Regions from separate parts of the Homo sapiens genome. Here region 1 is linked to region 2. The links are chromatin loops, found by intact Hi-C in ENCODE. Cell type or tissue: endothelial cell of umbilical vein. All regions are shown on one strand. Region 1 overlaps DOCK10 (dedicator of cytokinesis 10). Region 2 overlaps DOCK10 (dedicator of cytokinesis 10).

What was found. A loop is a pair of places that touch in the nucleus more often than their neighbours do. Peaks named below come from ENCODE experiments on the same cell type or tissue, not always from the same donor. Only the 100,000 strongest peaks of a DNase experiment are listed, where the experiment ranks them.
Region 1: it touches region 2 in a loop (2.0-fold over the local background); 2 of 110 quality-filtered maps call a loop at or near these places.

The regions. Positions count from the first base shown.
Region 1 is chr2:224,815,944-224,818,443 of GRCh38, forward strand. DOCK10 (dedicator of cytokinesis 10) reads right to left here. Exons shown (of 56, transcript NM_014689.3): 30 at 674-770. Among named protein-coding and RNA genes, the nearest start is that of CCDC195, 100 kb to the left of the region's middle. In endothelial cell of umbilical vein, no CTCF peak of the experiment used is centred here; a DNase peak (open chromatin) is centred at 1,048; H3K27ac peaks cover 1,435 bases.
Region 2 is chr2:224,925,251-224,927,750 of GRCh38, forward strand. All of the region lies in intron 2 of DOCK10 (dedicator of cytokinesis 10), which reads right to left. Among named protein-coding and RNA genes, the nearest start is that of MIR4439, 84 kb to the right of the region's middle. In endothelial cell of umbilical vein, no CTCF peak of the experiment used is centred here; a DNase peak (open chromatin) is centred at 1,241; H3K27ac peaks cover 2,287 bases.

The sequences.
Region 1 (2,500 bases), 110 kb before region 2:
AATCCCTCAAACCTGGGAGGCAGAGGTTGCAGCGAGCCAAGATCATGCCACTGTACTCCCAGCCTGGGTGACAGAGTGAGACTCTACCTCAAAAACAAAACAACCCCCTCCCCCGCAAGAAAAAAACTGTACCTCATAAATAGTTTACTCATTGGTTGGTAATAAAGTATTTCATGCTCCTAAATAATTTTATTATTTTATTTGCATCTTGATATTTGATTAGTTTTTGATGTCTACATGGGTAATACTCTCTACCATAATACATATATATTTATATATATAATATTTATAAATTATATATATAGTACTTTTCCTCCCTATAATTTTATGTCTCAAAATGAAAGGAAAGCTGTCTTTTGGAGCCCGTAAAGTGCCTCTAGGTTCAAATTATTTGATTAACAATCATCGGGTTTATAATTTTGTTGGCCTTCTCTTTAATAAAAAGGGAAACAGACAAAAATTGAGGAATATGAAGCCATATTCATCACCACATGCCAACAACTTCTTTTGCATTTTAATTTAATTCTGATTACCTGGGTCTGATACCCATGTGACAGCTTCAAACAAAATTATGACTGAAGAAACAGGAAAATAATAATAAACAAAAGGTAAAACGAACAAACAAAAGCATTCACTTTGCAGGAACTGAGGAAAATTCTGGGAATTTTATTACCTGGAATGTTTGCTGATCTTATGGGCAGACACAAAGGGATAAAGTGTTCATGTTGACATACTTCTTGAAGAAAATCAAATTTATACTGGCACAAGGTCTGAAAGAGAGGCAAACTAAATGACTATGACTTACAGACCAAGAAACTGAATAAAAACAAACAAACAAAATCTGCACTTGAATCTTATCCCTAAAAAGAAAAAGTAGTTACCATACACTTGTCGGACCACTAGGTAATTAAGTTGAAAGGATTTTGTCCCCTCCGAACTGCAGTTAAGCTCCCTACTTTTGGAGACTGGTCAAGGCCTCTTCAGGAAATAATCCCATTTGTAACCTACATGTAGCTTCTATGAGATAAGATCCTACTGAGTCATATTTTTTAGCTTCTTTTAGCATGAATCATGACACATTTATTCTGAAAAAAATTCCTGCTGTAACACATGCACAGAATTCTCTCAAAAACTACACTCAGATAATGAAACAGACTTCTACAATGAGCTCCTACCATCCAGAGCTAAGGAAGACAATGGTGTGTATCACGTAAAATTAGAGTGAAACCCTGTATGCCACATGTTCTCATAGTACATTAATTAATTCGTCTTTCCTCCCTGCCCTTGCAAATAGGTCTGTCTTTGCAATAATGTTTGAGTTAGATGGAGAGAAATGGAGTCCAGGCACGGTCAAAGTAACACAGGAGTCAAGAACAGCCACATCAGTAGGAAAAATAAGCATGTTCCTGACTGCTCTATTTTTACTCTCATGCATGCTAAGTAACCATGTTTTAAGACTAAGTTCGATGATCATCATTATATTCACTAATCTCAGCTCACAAAATAAAATATATCCCATTTACTCAGATATTTTAGAATTATATCTTGTGGCAACTTTAGTTAATAATTTAAAATACTGCCATTTCAAAAAGGATAATATTTGACTTAAACCTTTGTACATCAAAGTGAACAGGAGCATTATTAAATTATATGTTAACTATTTTACATTGAGAACATTCTGTTTGGTCTTTGAAAATACATAATTTAGGTCTGCTGCAATTAAATGGATATTCTGCAAATTTCATGCATGACAGGAGCACAAATGAAGAATATACTTTCAAAAAAAATTGAGAGAGAGAATTGGATTTTCAAAACCAGATGACATAAAATCATGTAACTCCTCTGGTCAAAATCTCCACTGCACCCCATCTCCCAAAAATAATGTTTAAGCAACTAAGCATGACGTGAAAGGCTGTAAGAATCTCATGATTTATTTTTGGCTGGTCTAAATCCATTGTTCTTTTCAAATACCTAGATAATTTCCCCTTGAGGACTGGCCTCCTTCACAGTGGGTAAAGGTTAACAGAGAATTATTAATTCATATGCCCTGTCTTCTCTCCTTAAGAGGCAAGCATGTGACCCAAAGCAGGTTGCTCACACACTTCCTCTATGGAAGGTGAATCTGAAGCAGTGTTGGGGGGAGAAAATGGCTTCAGTTGATTCATTTAAGCAGATGCAGCAGCACCTCGGCCAAATGGTTCTTCATTTGCAATTACTGTCAGGCCCCACGTAACGTTTTGGTGAAAGACAGACCATATATACAATGGTGGTTCCATACAATGAGAACAGAGCTATGTAATGGAGTAGGATATATACTAGCTGGGTTTGTGTAAGTACACTCTATGATAGTCACACAGTGACGAAATTGCCTAACAATGCTTTTCTCAGTATGTGTCTCTGTCGTTAAGTGACGCATGACTGTATTCCTTGTGCTTGAAAAGGCCTGGCCCCTGCCTTTTTTTTTTTTTTTTTTGAGACGGAGTCTTGCTCCGTCGCCCAG
Region 2 (2,500 bases):
CTTCCTTTCCTAGAATGACCCTTGTGGTTGAGTCTAGAAGTCCCCATATACCATTTGCTTTTCATTGCTAAAGACATACTATGAAAAGAACAAGCCATTGGTATATTATGATATCCACTATTCTGAGTTTTAATAGCCAGTGAAAAGTGCAGAATGCCTTTGAGTACCCTGGGACACAATTCTGACCTACTAATATGAAGATGGAATTTGAGAAGATAATGAGACTCTTAGGTGACTGTAGTCATGTGACATAGACTTTTGACTTTGAAAATTGCACTGCCCGGTGTTGAAAGTCTAACTGTTCAAGTGTAAGGTCTGCTTCTTATTCGTATTGGTGTCCTGGATATAAACAGCTTAGATCACCAAAGGTGGTCCATGAAGGTAAATTGAAATAGAGTTTTACTGGTGTGGACAAAATTGAAGTATAGTTGATAGGTGGTCTTCCTACACAGTGTACAGTCTTACCAGCTTTCAGACATCAGAACTTTCTTATTTATGGTTTTGTACTTCCCAGAAATGATCCCATCTCAGGCTTTCTACATCTTTTGCTCAGGAAGAAACTCATTTCTGACTTTCTCAACTTTTTTTCTGCTATTTTGCATCAGTCTTTTCTTAAACTGAATCATTTGACAATATGATTCAATGTGTCCTTGAAACCATTTTTCTTAGCCCTTGCTTTCTTTTCTTACTTTCTTTGCCACTTTACTGAGTCACACACTTTGGTGACTAAGTTCTTTATTTTTTGTTTTGTTTTAAAGTTTCTATTACTACCAGCTTGAAAAAGAAAGATGAAAAAAAGTAGCAAATACAATTATTGAAGCAGTACAAGTTTTTGCAATGAATGGCTTAATAAATACATCAATACTGCTTATTTTAGTGAATCATTAGGACACATGTAGTGCAGGAGTTCATACTGCTTAGTCCCAGAACCCACATACAAGGAGGACTAGCTTCTACCTGGTGTGCCAAAATAAAGGAAAGTGCTTCTGTGTCAGGCCCTCAACCTGGAAGAAAACTATTTTAATTCAATGTTTGATAATCTATTGAATGCCTATGAATCAGACATTGTGTTGGGTACTTGAAGTACAGATATGAACTGATTTGTCCCTTGTCTAGTAACAGAAAGGAAGTGAATGAGTAAGTGAAGAAGTACACTAAAGTGTTAGAGGGCTGGGTGCAGTGGCTCACGCCTGTAATCCCAGCACTTTGAGAGGCCAAGTTTGAGGCTGCAGTGACTTCCCACTACACTCCAGCCTGGATAACAGAGCGAGACTCCATCTCTTTAAAAAAAAGTGTTAAAAGGAGGAAACTAAGCTTTGCTGATATCAGCTATGAGCCAGGCACTATGTTAGAAGGAATGGGCCTCTTTAAAAAGGGAAACGTGTTCTTAGTGCTGTTTTTTAAGGTGATATGTTGAGTTGAGTTGTGCCAAAGCAGGAAGTATTTTCCTTACCATCAAGCAAAGCCAATTACTTCATCCTCTTTGTTCTCAAGAATTTTGTTTCAGAAAAGCCTTTTGGTTCCTCAAGGTACTCAAGGGATCAACATTATGTTATAAAATAGCAATCTAGATGTTTCTGAAAGATAATTCATGAAATAAATATTTATTTTCCATCTGCTTTGTGCCAAGTTCTGCTTTAGCTGCTGAAAATCTTTCAACAATCAAGACAGAAGAAGTCTCTGTCCTGCTAGAGGCTACTGTCTAACAGTGAGAAACAAGTGACAGAGGAGTGAAAAAGCAAACCAAGATATTTCCCAGTGGTGATAAGTGTTATCAAGAGAAGCAGGTGGGGTCATGTTATAAAGTAACTGGGTGTGAGGGCAATGTAGCTTGGAAGTCAGGGATGCTTCTTTGTAGAGGTGACATTTAAACTGAGTTGTGACTGAAAAATAGGAACCAGCTATACAGAGAGTGTAAAGGCCCTACCGAGAGGATGAGCTTGGCAAGTTGGGGGAACAGAAAGAATGCTTGATGTCTGTGCAGTGACTGAGGAAAGTAGGCTAGATGAGAGCTCAGAGAACATGGGGAACCAGATGACAGGGGTTATGGGAGGAGCTGGATTTGACTCTTAAGGCAATGGGAAGCCACTGAGAAGTTTTAACCAGAGGCATGGCGTTATCTAATTTGTGTTCCTAACAGCTTCCATTGAGTACTGTGTGTGAACGAATCAAAGCGGAGCAAAGAAGAAAGCAGGAGGACCAGTTACAAAACCACTTCTTGGAGGGGAGGTATGGTCCAGGCAAATGAGGGTATTTGTGGCTTGGGACAGCAGAGTGAATAGAGAAAAACTTTTAATATATACAGTCACAATATAAGAATACTGCCTTGGTGAAAAGTAATCTTTCTCGTGTACCAGATACCAGACGAAGTCTCTGATTCTCGGTATTTCTTAACCATAAGCATTCTAAATCAACTTGCTTTTTCATCCATAAAAGGGCATGAGCTCCTTAAACACAGGGCTTTTGCTTTTCTTGTCAGTCTCACTAGTCTAGGAAGTGC